Regions from separate parts of the Homo sapiens genome. Here region 2 is linked to region 1. Evidence: chromatin contacts called from ENCODE Hi-C or POLR2A ChIA-PET data. All regions are on one chromosome and are shown on one strand. Each heading gives the region's core, a stretch centred on a gene start or an enhancer-like site at or near the end of the contact. The rest is flanking DNA. Distances are from core to core; before and after follow the strand shown. Region 1 overlaps SHC2 (SHC adaptor protein 2). Region 2 holds the start of LOC124904608 (a long non-coding RNA gene).

Evidence for each region. Hi-C counts contacts between places; a loop is a spot of excess contacts on that map. ChIA-PET counts read pairs that join two places held with the same protein, here RNA polymerase II (POLR2A).
Region 2: a map of sigmoid colon shows a loop between it and region 1 (2.4-fold over the local background). The contact joins two enhancer-like sites. A Hi-C loop is called at or near these places in 2 of 168 maps with a recorded cell type or tissue (breast epithelium and sigmoid colon). POLR2A ChIA-PET finds 5 or more read pairs at or near these places in 2 of 52 experiments (HepG2 and PC-9).

The regions. Positions count from the first base shown.
Region 1 is chr19:443,655-450,935 of GRCh38, reverse strand. The region is part of intron 1 of SHC2 (SHC adaptor protein 2); the gene reads left to right. Among named protein-coding and RNA genes, the nearest start is that of SHC2, 14 kb to the left of the region's middle. Within about 2 kb of position 2,940, at least 5 of the 41 ENCODE cell types and tissues checked have a DNase peak (open chromatin) inside an H3K27ac peak, as active enhancers do.
Region 2 is chr19:482,467-489,747 of GRCh38, reverse strand. It overlaps LOC124904608 (a long non-coding RNA gene), which reads right to left and starts at 582. Exons shown (of 2, transcript XR_007067072.1): 1 at 43-582. It also overlaps a transcript of CIMAP1D not described here. RefSeq lists silencers at 193-242, 313-942 and enhancers at 1-271, 3,577-4,095. Within about 2 kb of position 4,152, at least 6 of the 41 ENCODE cell types and tissues checked have a DNase peak (open chromatin) inside an H3K27ac peak, as active enhancers do.

The sequences.
Region 1 (7,281 bases), core at 1,691-4,190:
AATATGACATGGCCACGGCATGGCCATCCACACGCTGAAATATGATGTGGCCACGGCGTGGCCATCCACACGCTGAAATACGGCACAGCCATGGCGTGGCCATCCACACACTGAAATATGACGTGGCCACGGCGTGGCCATCCACATGCTGAAATATGACAATATGATGCGGCCAAGGAAAGAAACGAGGCTGTGACCCAGGCATGAGTGGATCAACACAGTGTGGCCATCCACACGCTGAAATACGACGCGGCCAAGAAAAGGAACGAGGCTCTGACCCAGGCCACGGCACGGACGGACCTTGAGGATGTCTCACTCGGTGAGAGACTCCAGACACAGAAGGACAAGCTTTGTGCAATTCCACCCATCAGAGGTCCCCAGAGCCATCAGATTCACAGAGACAGAAAGTAGGATGGGGCTGGGGAGGGGACGGGGAGTAAGTGTTTTGTGGGGTCAGTTTGAGTTTGGGAAGATGAGGACGTTCTGGAGAGACGGTGGTGGTGGCTGCACAGCCACGGGAATGCGCTGAGTGCCACTGAACCGTGCGATTAAAGACAGTCAAAACTCTAAATTTTATGTTATGTGTGTTTTACCACAATAAAAAAGCAAGCACACGAAAACGCGCCACTCTCTTGCGTCATGGGCCACGTGGAGTTAGGTTGGAGGCGTGTGGCAGTCATGGAAGGCTTTCCCCACAAGATGCCTGGAGGAAGCTCCGAGGCCCTGGGGACAGTTCGGTGTCATTGTGAGTCCCCCCCCTCCTGTAGCGCCGGCTGCCCAGCCTCGCGATGATGGCCAACAGGGCCCCACATTTCCGCGGCACCCCCAGGGCAGCACACACCCCTCGCCCCTGTGGAAAGCCATGGCCAGGGGCACTGACGGGGGCTGTGGCCAGTGGGAGGGGCGTCCTCCTGGCCAGGGGTGGAGGGCGGCACTGGTCAGCGTGGCGCAGGGTGTCAAAGAAATTTGCCTTTAAATAGTTTCAACCTTAGATCAAAGAAACAAGAACAGTAGACTACGTAGAGCTTTTGTAAGTTTGGAATTCTATTGAGACGAAAAGTTCCAAAGAAGACTAGTACAAAGAGTTCCCATGTGTCATTCACCTAGACTGGCCGATTATTAACATCTTGCCTCATTTATTCTGTCTGTATAAATTATTATTATTATCATTATTGAGACACGGTTTTGCTCTCGTTGCCCAGGCTGGAGTGCAATGGCGCAATCTCGGCTCATTGCAACCTCCGCCTCCCGGGTTCAAGCGATTCTCCTACCTTAGGCTCCCACTGTATAAATTATTATTATTACTGTCGTTATTATTGATGAACAATTGAGAAAGTCTGCAGCCGTGATACCCCTCTACCCTCAAACACGCTAGGGTATATAGTCTAAGGACAAGGATTTTCTCCAGCATAGCTATGGTATGATTAACAAAGTCAGGAAATGTACCGTTACAATCCTGCGATCACATTTTCAGTGCGTATTCAAATGTGACCAGTTTTCCCAACGGTGTCAGAGCAACCTTTATTTTCCCATCCCACATTGCATTTAGCCATCCTGCCTTTTTTTTTCTTTTTTTGAGACAGGATCTCGCTCTGGATCATCCAGGCTGGAGTGCAATGGTGCCATCTCAGCTCACTGCAACCTCCGCCTCCTGGGTTCAAGCGATCCTTGCACCTCAGCCTCTTGCTGAGACCTCCCAGGCTGCTGGGACCACAGCTGTGTGCCACCACGCCCAGCTAATTTTTATTTTATTTATTTTAATTTTTTAGAGACAGAGTCTGGCTCTGTCGCCCAGGCTGGAGTGCAGTGGCACCATCTCGGCTCACGGCAACCTCCACCTCCTGCGTTCAAGCGATTCTCCTGCCTCAGCCTCCCGAGTAGCTGGGACTACAGGTGTGCACCACCATGCCTGGCTACTTTTTGTATTTTTGTATTTTTTTTTTTTTGTAGAGACGGGGTTTCACCATGTTGCCCAGGCTGGTCTTGAACTCCTGAACTCAAGCCGTCTGTCTGCCTCGGCCTCCCACAGTGCTGGGATTAGAGGCGTGAGCCACTTGCCCCGTCCGTCCTGTCTCTTTTACCACCTTTAGCCTCACAGTTGTTCCGTCCTGGGATCCATGGAGCCAGTAGTGTTGAAGAGTGCACACCGGCTGCTGGGCTGCCGTCCCTCAGTTTGTGTCTGCCTGGTGTTTGCCTGCAGTTGAGTCGAGGTTGTGTTTTTGGCAGGACGCACAGAGGGGTGCTGTGTTTTCCCAGCCCTTCGTGTCAGGAGGCCCCCGGGTGCTGGTTTGTCCTGATACTGGTGCTGGAGACTTTGATCACCTAGTGTCCTGGGGCGAACGGTGTTCCCCAAAACTCACGTCCTTATTTGGAAAAGGTCCTTTGCAGACGTGGTTAGTTAAGATGAGGCCACACTGGAGTTACTGAAATAGGGTGGGGCCTAAATGCAATGGCTCGTGTCCTCTAAGAAGAGGGAAATCTGCACAGAAGGAGACAGCTGTGTGGAGGAGGCAGAGATGGAGTAACACGGCCACAAGCCCGGGACGCCGGGAGCCCCCAGAAGCTGGAAGAGGCAGGAAGGACCCTCCCCCGGGGCTTCAGAGGGAGCGAGGCCCTGCCCGCAGCTTGACCTCAGACTCCCGGCTCTGGGACGTGGAGAGGATCCGCTCCCGTGGCCCCCAGGTGTGGCCTTTGCTCACGGCAGCCCTGGGAAATGAATGTACTTGGTGAAGGTGACTTTTCTCCCCCGTAAAGCTCTGTTTATTTCCCTTATAATGAGGAAGATCTGCGGGGACTCGTGGAATTGGGACTCGGGTGCATGGGGACGTCGCAGTGCACGCCCCGGGAGCCACTCGCAGGCCAGGCCGTGCACGTTTCCAGCCCAAGCGCTGCCTGCGGCCTCCCCAGCCCTGGCCCCGGCATCCGGTCTTCCTTCCCTGGAACGTGATCTGGGGAGACAGATGTTGACACTGTGCAGACATCCTGGCTCCCAGCTCCCAGCAAACCTTCACGCACTGGTTTTAGCAAAACCTTAGGGTTCTTGTGTGAATGGACACTTTTCATTTTATTAATATATTTATTTTAATGGAAAACCAGGGAGTTATGGTTGCAGTGTGAAGTTTCCTCTTTTTCTCATATAATTTTTTAATTTTTTTTTTAGATGGAGTTTTGTTCTTGTCACCCAGGCTGGAGTGCAGTGGTGCGATCTCGGCTCACCGCAACCTCCGCTTCCCAGGTTCAAGTGATTCTCCTGCCTCAGCCTCCCGAGTAGCTGGGATTACAGGCATAAGCCAACATGCCCAGCTAATCTTGTATTTTTAGTAGAGACGGGGTTTCACCATGTTGGTCAGGCTAGTCCTGAGCTCCTGACCTCAGGTGAGCCGCCCGCCTCGGCCTCCCAAAGTGCTGGGATTGCAGGCCTGAGCCATTGTGCCCGGCTCTCATGCAAATTTTTGAAAAAGCAGATATAATTCGCATACCCTAATCCCAACTGTTTAAACTGTGCAGGGCGGTGTATTTAGTGCAGCCACACGGTTCTGCAACCCTCACCCGTGTCTAGTTCCAGGACGCTCCCGTCAGGCAAAATGGAAACTTATCGCCTGCCCTCAGCCGTCCCTCCCCTCCACCCCCTCCCCATCCCCGGCGCCCACGCGTCCCCTTCCTGCCTCTGTGGATCGGCCTGTCTTGGCCACTTCATAGAAATGGGATCACACGCTGTGTGGCCTTTCCTGTCCGGCGTCCTCACGGTGCGTCCGTGCCATGGCCCGTATCGGAGACTTGCTCCTTTTCACGTCTGGGTCACGTTCCAGAGTGCGGATGGACCCCACTGCATTTATCAGTTCATCCGTTGATAGATATTTTAGTTGTTTCCTGCAATTTCCTTTAAAAAGTAAACGCAATTATGTTTGTAAGTGGAGTTTATTTAGAAGGAAAATACCAAGTAAATGACATCGATACAGACCATGGCAAAGCCTATGAGGTGGGTCCCGGTGGCTGGCGTGGGCGGTGGCGGAGACTCGGACGGTCTCCCAGGCTGGGAGTGCAGACATGGGGACCTCGGCTTGTATCTGCCCTGGCCTGCTGCGTGCGTGAGGCCGGCCAGGTGCCATCCCCTCTCTGGGCTTCGGTTTACTGACTTGTACAGTGGCTCCTTCCCTTAACGTCCTGGGGTGGGTTCTGGGTCATGCCTTCTCTCTGGGCCTCAGTTTCTGAATTTGCAAAGGGGAAGGTTGAATGTGAAGCCGCCAGGGCTCCTCCCCATCTTCTGTGGGAGGGTCCCGGGGCTGCCACCACAAACCACCACAAACTGTGGGGCTTAAAACAACACAGACAGCCGGGCGCGGTGACTCACGCCTGTAGTCCCAGCACTTTGGGAGACCGAGGCGGATCACAAGGTCAAGAGATCGAGACCAGCGAGGCCAATATGATGAAACCCCGTCTCTACTAAAAATACAAAAATTAGCCGGGCGTGGTAGTGGGCGCCTGTAATCCCAGCTACTCAGGAGGCTGAGACAGGAGAATGGTGTGAACCCGGGAGGCGGAAGTTGCAGTGAGTCGTGATCGCACCACCGCACTCCAGCCTGGCGACAGAGCAAGACTCCGTCTCAAACAAACAAACAAAAACCCCAAAAACAAAACAAAACACACACACACACAAACATAGACTTGTTCTGTCACAGTTCTGGGGCCCAACGTCCGAGCCAAGGTGTGGGCAGGGCTGGTTTCTGCTGGAGGCTCTGAGGGAGGCTCTGTCCCAGGCCTCTCTCCCGTGTCTGGTGCCTGGGGGCCGGCCTTGGTGTCCTCGGCTGCACACGGCCCCTCCCTTCTGTGTCTCTGTCTCTCAAATCTCCCTCTGTGCTTGTCTTTTTTTTTTTTTATTTTGAGACAGACTCTCCCTCTGTCACCCAGGCTCGAGTGCAGTGGCGTGATCTTGGCTCTCTGCAGCCTCCGCCTCCTGGGTTCAAATGATTCTCCTGCCTCAGCCTCCCAAGTAGCTGGGATTACAGGCATGCAACCACCACGCCCAGCTAATTTTTTTATTTTTATTTTTATTTTTGTATTTTCAGTAGAGTTGGGGTTTCTCCATGTTGGCCAGGCTAGTCTCAAACTCCTGACCTCAAGTGATCCACTCACCTCGGCCTCCCAAAGTGCTGGGATTACAGGCGTGAGCCACCGCGCCCGGCAAAAATGTGTTTTTTAAGACATGGTTGTGCTCTGTTGCCCAGGCTGGAGTGCCGTGGTGCCATCACAGATCACTGCAGCCTCAACCTCCTGGGCTCAAGCCATCCTCCCACCTCAGCCTCCTGAGTAGCTGGGACCACAGGCCCACACTCACCATGCTCAGCTAATTAAAAATTTTTCTTTTGTAGAGATGAGGCCTCATTACATTGCCCAGGCTGGTCTTGAACTCCTGGCTTCGAGACAGCCTCCCACCTAGGTCTCCTGAAGTGCTGCGATTACAGGCATGAGCTGCTGTGCCAGGCCTAGAAATTTATTTCTCACGGTTCTGGAGGCTGGGAGGGCCACGATCGAGGCGCCGGAAGATTCAGTGTCTGGCGAGGGCCTCTTTACAGAGGGCCGTGTTCTCCTGTGTCCTCACGTGGTGGAGGGCTGGGCTCTGTCTGGGGTCTCTTTTATAAGGGCACTGATCCCAGTCCTGAGGGTGGAGCCCTCATAGCCTCCTCACCTCCCAAAGGCCCACCTTTAAATACCCTCACAGTGGGGCATAGGTTTCCACAGAGGGATTTTGAGGGGGGCACAGATATTCAGCCCTAGATCGATATTTACAAACTGGGAGAATTTCACAGAAAAGCCCTGAATTTCTGGTCTCTTTTTTAAAAAAGCACATGGCCGGCAGCACTGGGCGCCGTGGAGCGTGGGACATGCAGTGAGCTGAGGTCCCCGCCTCTTCCCGTCGTGCAGGGGGAGCAGTGCAGATCCTGGAGCCCAGGGGTGTGGGTTCAGGACCCAGCTCTGCGGGCCGTGTGGCCCAGGAGGTCAGTCACCCTCCCACCCGGGCCTGTTTCCCGAGGGGCCATTGCTGCCCATGGCATGTGGATTTGCGTGGAGTGGATTAACAGACCACGTGCACAGTGTGTCCACAGCAGAGCCTCACACGTGACAAGCGCCCTGAGTTAGCGAGGTGTTGGTATCATTACCGGATCTGCGTGCAGTGGATTAAAGGATGCTGTGCACAGCGTGTCCGCAGCAGAGACTTACACGTGACAAGCGCCCTGAGTTAGCGAGGTGTCGGTATCGTTACTGCATTGCATCCTACCTCGTGTGTTTACCTGGCTGATCCTGAAGGCTGTAGGCATCTGAGTTTGCAGTCCCTGTTCTCAACCGAATAGGATATTGCATTTCCTCTCGTGAGCTGCCGTGGGCCACAGAGGGTTTGCCCCCCACCTCCCCCGTGCACTAGGCTGGTGTCCCCACAACGGGACCCATGGACCACACAGTTCAGGGTTTCAGCCGCACAACCGGAGTGGGCTACGTGTTAATAAGGGGGCAGGTAAGGGAATGAGAATCCCTCACCCTATGGCCCTGTAGCGCCAGACACTGGCACAGACATCATCCCAGAGGCACATGCTCTGCCTGAGAGAAGACAGCCATTGAGCAGCCAGCATCCCACCAAAGCTGCCTCCTCAGTGGGAGAATCCAGTGCTAGGGACAGGGACCATGGCTAATTCCTTTAGGTATGACCTGTCTACTACATGCCTAGAGTCCATTCATCTGTTCATCCATTCATCCATCTACTCATCCACCCACCCATCCATCCATCCATTCATCCACCCACCAATCCACCCATCTGTCCACCCATCCAACCATCCACCTGTCCATCCATCCACCCTCCATCCATCCACCCATCCACCCACCCATCCATCCATCCGTCCATCCACCCATCCACCTACACATCCATCCACCCATCCATCCATCTGTCCATCCATCCAACCATCCGTCCATCCATCCACCCTCCATCCACCCACCCATCCATTCACCCGTCCATCCATCCATCCATCCACCCACCCATCCATCCATCCACCCACCCATCCACCTACACATCCATCCACCCATCCATCCGTCCATCCATCCACCCATGCACTCATCCACCCACCCATCCATCCACCTATTCATCCACCCACCCATCCATCCATCCATCCACCCATCTGTCCACCCATCCAACCATCCGTCCATCCATCCACCCACCCATCCACTCACCCGTCCATCCATCCATTCATCCACCCACCCATCCATCCATCCATTCATCCACCCATCTGTCCA
Region 2 (7,281 bases), core at 2,903-5,402, 38 kb before region 1:
GGTTCTCCCCCGGCCGCAATCCCGCCCCCAGGAGGCACTAACCCTAACGTGGCATCTGGGGCCATCTGTGGTTGTCACGACTGGGAAGGGGGAGATCCTGGCCTGCACGGTCACCCACAGGCCCGACGGCCCCCGGGAGCCTGTTTCGGGTGCAGCACACCCGGGCTGGATCGAGCACGGTCGGGGAGGATGCGGGGCTGGGCCAAGGCCCTCGGCTCTGCAGGGAGGACGGAGAGCGGGTCCGGGGGGTCCGGGGAGGGAACGGGGCCGAGGCTCTGCGTCCACTGCCGGGCCGATGGGCCATGGGCTGCGAGGGCGGGTCGGGCGTAGAGGGTCTGGCTGGGAGGGCGGGTCAGAGGTCGGGGCCGCGGGCTGCGAGGGCGGGTCAGAGGTCGGGGCCGCGGGCTGCGACGGCGGGTCGGGAGTCGGGGCTCGGCCTGCGAGGGTGGGTCAAGGGTAGGGGGTCCCGGTCGGGGCCGCGCTCAGCACTCAAAGCGCCGCCATCCCTGCTGATGACATTCTCGACCCGCAGGGCGCAGCTGACCAGCCGCTCCCCCTCCTTTTCCGCGGGTGCAGCTCACTGGCCCTGCCACTGCGCGCGCACCCACCCCGCCCACAGCTCCCGGCAGCTCCCGCGCGGCCCCCGCAGCTGAACCACAACTCCCGCCATGCCGCGGAGCGCGGGGCGCCGGGGCGTGTGGCCCACAAGGCTTTGCGCGCTGGCGGGGCCGCTCTAGCCCGCGGTCCTCCGAGTTCGTGGCGGGCTGATGCGGGCTTGGGGCGGGCGGCGCGGACGCCCTGGCGGCTGTCTCGCCCCGTGGTCGGTCTCCTCGCGTTCCCACTGCGGGGCGCCCCGGCTGCCCTTGCGTGGGGCCCGGCACGGGGCGGCCGAGGGGGCGTCCCCGCCGCGAGTCTTCCAGCGCGCTGGTCCCGGGAGGCCTGGCCGTTCGCCCAAGGAGCCTGGTGTCCCCGGGCGGAGACTGGGAAGCCGGGTCCTGTTCCCCGGCGCTGGGCTCGCTGCGGGGGTCGGGGCCGCAGGGCCCGGTCGGGGATCCAGGTTCCGGGACGCGGATTCTGGAGTAGGGGCTGCGGGGCTTCCGGCCCGCTTCGCGGGTCAGGGTCACCGGGAGGCCGTGGTTGCGTTGGGGGTACCCGGACGTCAGTCCCAGCAGCGCGAGGGACGAGGGCGCTCGTTAGTTCCACACTGATTTACTTGTTATTTTTTTGAGACGGAGTCTCGCTCTGTCGCCCAGGCTGGAGTGCAGTGGCGCCATCTCGGCTCACCGCAAGCTCCGCCTCCCGGGTTCACGCCATTCTCCTGCCTCAGCCTCCCGAGTAGCTGGGACTACAGGCGCCTGCCACCACGCCCGGCTAATTGTTTGTATTTTTAGTAGAGACGGGGTTTCACCGTGTTAGCCAGGATGGTCTCGATCTCCTGACCTCGTGATCTGCCCGCCTCAGCCTCCCGAGGAGCTGGGATTACAGGCTTCAGCCACCAAGCCCGGCCTTTTTTTTTTGTATTTTTAGTAGAGATAGTGTAGCAGGAAGAGCCGCAGACAAAACTCCTCAGACACCCAGTTAGAGAAGGAAGCGGTTTATTCGGCCGGGGCCATCGGCAAGACTCCTGTCCCAAGAGCCGAGCTCCCCGAGTGAGCAATTCCTGTCCCTCTTCAGGGCTCACAACTCTCAGGGGGTCCGCGTGAGAGGGTCGTGATCGATTGAACAAGCAGGGGGTACGTGACTGGGGGCTGCATGCACCGGCAATCAGATCGGAACAGAACAGGACAAGGGTTTTCACAGTGCTTTTCCATACAATGTCTGGAATCTATAGATAACGTAACCCAGTAGGTCAGGGGTCGCTCTTTAACTACCAGGCCCAGGGCACAGCGCCGGGCTGTCTGCCTGTGGATTTCATTTCTGCCTTTTAGTTTTTACTTCTTTCTTTGGAGGCAGAAATTGGGCATAAGACAATATGAGGGATGGTCTCCTCCCTTAATAGAGTTTCACCATGTTGGCCAGGCTGGTCTCGAACTCCTGACCTCAGCTGATCCCCCCTGCCTCATGCTTGTTATTATTTTGACACAGGGTCTCACTCTGTGGCCCAGGCTGGAGCGCAGTGGTGCGATCTCCACTCACTGCAACCTCCGCCTCCTGAGCTCAAGCAATCCTCCCGCCTCGGCCTTCCAAAGTGTTGGGACCACAGGCACACGTCATGCGCCCTGCCAGCACATCTTTATTGAGTGCCTGCTGTATGCCAAGCGTTGTTTTAAGTGCCAAGGAGACAGCAGAGTGCAAGGTGGGCTGACCTCGGCCCGAAGGAGCTTACATTCTAGTGAGCAGCAGGGAAGAGAGACCATGAGCCAGGCTAGTTATGCCATAAACCTCGGGCATAATACCGAAGTGGTGCTGTGCGGAGAAATGTTGAACAGCTGGCTCTCCAAGGGAAAAGGCCCTCACTTGCAGCGCACGCCGCCCCCTGTGTTGTAAATACTCCCATCGTGGCTGCCAACATGAGCCAACCAGCTCACAGATCGCCGCGAACTTCACAGTGGGCTCAGGAGCTGGCATGAGCAGCTCCAGCCGCCGCTGCAATAGGTGAGGCGTGGAGAGTGCTGCTGGGAAGAAGGAAAAGGCAGGGAAGGGGGCAGGCAGCATGATGATAGGCAGGTTGCAGGATCAAATCTGTGGTCCCGATAGGCCGGGCATGGCGGTTCACACCTGTAATCCCAGCACTTTGGGAGGCTGAGGTGGGCGGATCACTTGAGGTCAGGAGTTTGAGACCAGCCTGGCCAACATGGTGAAACCCCATCTCTATTTCTTTCCTTCTTTTTTTTGAGATGGAGTCTTGCTCTGTCGCCCAGGCTGGAGTGCACTGGCACAATCTCGGCTCACTACAAGCTCCGCCTCCCGGGTTCACGTCATTCTTCTGCCTCAGCCTCCTGTGTAGCTGGGACTACAGGCGCCTGCCACCACGCCTGGCTAATTTTTTGTATTTTTAGTAGAGACGGGGTTTCACTGTATTAGCCAGGATGGTCTCGATCTCCTGATCTCGTGATCTGCTCGCCTCAGCCTCCCAAAGTGCTGGGATTACAGGCGTGAGCCACCGCTCCCGGCCCCATCTCTATTAAAAAAGACAAAAATTAGCTGGGTGTGGTGACGGGCGCCTGTAATCCCAGCTACTTGGGAGGCTGAGGCAGGAGAATCGCCTGAACCCACCAGGCGGAGGTTGCAGTGAGCCGAGATTGCGCCACTACCCTCCAGCCTGGGTGATAGAGCAAGACTCCATCTCAGAAAAACAACAGAAACAAAAAATCAATCAATCAATCAGTGGTCCAAGGAAGATCCTGGAGGTGGAGAGATTTGAGCAAGGCCTTCCTGGAGGGGGAGGGAGTTGGACCGGGTGTATCAGGCAGAATGTACGGTGAGTGCAGAGGCTGAGTCCGGAGGGACCAACGCAGCCAGAGAGGGCAGGAAGGACCTGGGCTTGTAGGACCTTGCAGGCTACAGCAGAGCCCACTAGGACCCCTCTCCAGCCCCCCAAATCCTCGGAATACAAGCCCTTCCTTCCTCTGAGCTTCGGTGTCCTCGTCTGTAACATGAGGACTTGCCAGGCATGGGCTGGGTGCCCAGCAGAGCCTGAGAGCTGGTCCTGTCCTCACTGTCCCACGGGGACAGCAGGCTCTCTCTGGATGAGGATGGAGGGGAGCTGGCAGGTTCTCTGTGTCCTTGCGGGAAGAACAAGCCTTCCTTGTTAGAGTCTCCCGGGAACAAAGGGGCGGGCAGCAGCAGGGCGCGTGAGTCTGAGTCAGGGGGCTGGCCGCCGGACAAAGGACAGCAGTGAGCAGCCTCAGGGAAGTGGGGAGTGGCAGATCACGGAGGCTGGGAGCATGAGCTGACCCTGGACGGGCCGGTGGCAGCAGCCACAAACACCTGGCCTCCCCCTCTCCTGCTGTGCCGTGTGCCAGGGACACAGAAACAGCAGGTCATCGGAGGAACCCGGCCTCCTGGGAGCTGCCTCCCAGCTGTCGCACCCTCATCTGCAGCCGGAGGATGTGTTTTAGGAAAGAATGTCGGGAACTTGGGGCTGGCACCGTGGCTCACACCTGCCCTCCCGGTGCTTTAGGGGGCTGAGGTGGGAGGATCGCTAACCCCAGGAGGTCAGGGCCGCCTCATTCCCACCATTCTCTGATCACCCTTCTCCACCGTCAGTGAGCTGTGATCGCGCCAGCCTGGATGGTGGAGTGAGACCTTGTCTCTAGAGAAAAGAACGGTGGGACTTGGATCGGCAGCAGCCACAGCAGTCATGTCTGTCATCTGGACTATTGTAGAGCTTCATTCCACTCACTGGCTCAGCAGGCACTCACTGCGCACCTGTTCTGGGCAGGCGGTGTTTGGGATGCCCAGGGCGCCACGGGGCTCGGGCACGCCCGGCTCCTGCCTCTTCGTGTTCCTATGTGAGCACGCGTGTGTGTGCGCGCCTGCCTGTGTGTGCCTCATCGTGCGCACCCACGTGGTGTAAACGTGCACCTGTGTGTGTGTGTGTACGTGTGTTACGTGGTAGAGCACGGCAATGACCCTCCATAAACAACTAAGCAGGTCAGCAGGGTCCTCCGCTGGGTTGAGGTTGCACCCGCCCTTCCAGGACCCTCCCCTCCTCTCACTCCCCTTCACCCCACAGCGTCTCAGAAAATCTTGTGAGTTCTGCCTTCAAGACAGGCCCAGAACCCACCCACTCCTGACCATCCCACAGCAGCCCCCAGCCCAGGCCCCGTGGTGCCCACCTGGGCTGGTGTGCTCGCCTCCCCCGGGCTTCCCTACCCCCACCTTCCTACCCTCAGTCGATTCCTTCAAACCCAATTCAGGCCGTGCCCTCCTCTGCTCCAGCAGAGGCCTCCGTGGCTCCCACCCTGCTCAGGGTAAAACCCTGTGTCCTCTCCGTGTCCTCAGGGCCCTTCACGACCTGCTGGGTCAGCCCCGCCCTCCCTCCTCCTGCTCTCCCCTCCTCACCCTGCGGCAGCCACCCTGGCCTCCTCCTCGCTCCTCCGCCTCGCCAGGTGCGGTCCTGCCCCAGGGCCTTTGCACAGCGGTGCCCTCCCCAGACACCCCGTAGATGTCTGCACAGCTGGGCATCCCTTAGAGGTCCTGACTTCCTCCAGGCCTTTGCTAACGTTTCACCTCTTCAGGGGGCCTTCCTGGCCACCGTATGTGAAGACCCAACTCTGCTCTGAGGTTTCCTTTCTGTGATCACGTCACTGCACACTCCAGCCTGAGCACAGAATGAGACCCTGTGTCAAAAATAAAACAAGAGGCCAGGCGCGGTGGCTCATGCCTGTAATCCCAGCACTTTAGGAGGCCAAGGCGGGCGGATCACCTGAGGTCAGGAGTTCGAGACCAGCCTGACCAACATGGAGAAACCCCGTCTCTACTAAAAATACAAAAATTAGCCGGGCGTGGTGGCGCACACCTGTAATCCCAGCTACTCAGGAGGCTGAGGCAGCAGAATCGCTTGAGCCCGGGAGGCAGAGATTGTGGTGAGCCAAGATCGCGCCATTGCACTGCAGCCTGGTGACAAGAGTGAAACTCTGTCTCAAAAAAAAAAAAAAAAAAAGAAAAAGAAAAGAAAAGAAAAAAATAAATAAAACAAGAGAGACATGTGTTCACAGCATTATTTGCGGTTGTTCCGAGCTAGAAGCAGCCTAGAAGCTCTGAGTAAATCATGGCATCTTCATGGGATGGAACGTTGCCCAGCAACAGAAGTGAGTGATGGACAGCTGTCACCCACACCAGGACTGATCTCACAGGCAGGGTGGGAGGTCTCATGAGTGCACCGTCCCCTTCCCGTGCCGCACAGAAGAGGCAAAGCGGGGCCTGGCTTTACAGGCAGGATGGCGGCTGACAGGTAGAGGGAAGGAAGATGGCTGCAGGGGCTTCCGGGGAGCTGGGGACACAGTGTTGATCCCAGAGCCGGCCCCATGGGGATTGATTGATCCCAGAGCTTCCGGGGACCCATGAGAGGAAGAGCTGATGGCTCTCTGCTGCAGGGTCTTCCGCAGGCCCTGTGGACATCCCAGGTGGGGTGGTCCCGGCCACTGCAGGGTGCCTAGCGGCATCCCTGCCCCCACTCACCCCATGCCAGGAGCTCCCCCAGTCGTGACGACCACAGGTGTCCTTGGACACTGCCCAGCGTCCCCTGGGGGCAATCACCTGGGTTGGGAACCCCTGGTCTGTTGATTTCAGCCCACCATGATCTCATAGCTCCGTGTCACTGGAACGAGGGTGAGCCTGCATGCCTGGGGGAGTGGTGAGGGAACTCAGGCAGGTGGAGGTCTGTCGGGGAGGAGCCTGTGCTAGACGCAGTGGCAGCCAGGATGGGCGTCTGTAGGGCTTCCCATGGTCATGTCTGAAGAGCTGGCTCTGGCTGACATAGAGTGGCCTTTTGGGGCTGGGAGAGGCGTCCCAGGGATCCCTGAGGAGGTGGGGGTGGGTGTTGGGGGGGGATGGGGCCCTGGACTGGGCCGTGGCTGTGAGGTGGAGAGCAGCAGTCAGCTGCTGAGTGGGCTTTGGATCCAGGAAGCGGCCCCAGGGGTTTGGATCCAAGTCAGCATGGGTCTGGAGGTGCCATTTGCTGGAGTGAGGGAAGGCTGGAAGAGGATGTTTGAATGATAAGGGGCCAGATGCCCTTGTCTTCAGAGTGACCCTGTGGAGTCAGGCTGACATATGCCCGTTTTTCAGAGGAGGAAACACATGCACAGTGGTGCAGTGATTCATCAGGGACCACACAGTGTCTAATCCAGAAACCCTGGTTCATGGGCGCAGGAGGTCTGCCTGGGAAGTTCACTGCAGGAAATTGTAAAGGAGGTGAAGTGGGAATAGCCTCGGTGCCCGTCGAGGGGCGGGGCTGGGGTGCTCGTATGATGGCGGCCAGGGTGGGTGACATTCAGACTGGCAGGTGTAGGTGGGCAGGACAGTGCAGGGCCAAGAACATTCTGGACTTGAGTCCTAGGTCCACACTCCTGCTGGCTTTGTGACCTCCGCCTCTGTCCATGGTGATAGGCATGGAACAGCTCGTGGGGTGGCGCCTGTGAGCACAGAGCTGGCAGCAGAGCCGTTCTGCATGAGTAATCTGCTGTATGCCAAGGACGCCCTGCCGATCTCACCCTGTATGCAGTAGGCGATTAATAAGTGCCCATCCACTAAGGCAGCATTTCCCCATCTTGACACCATTGACATTTGAGGGTCTTCTCTTGGGAGGAACAGCGTTGTAGTTCTCCAGTCACTAGA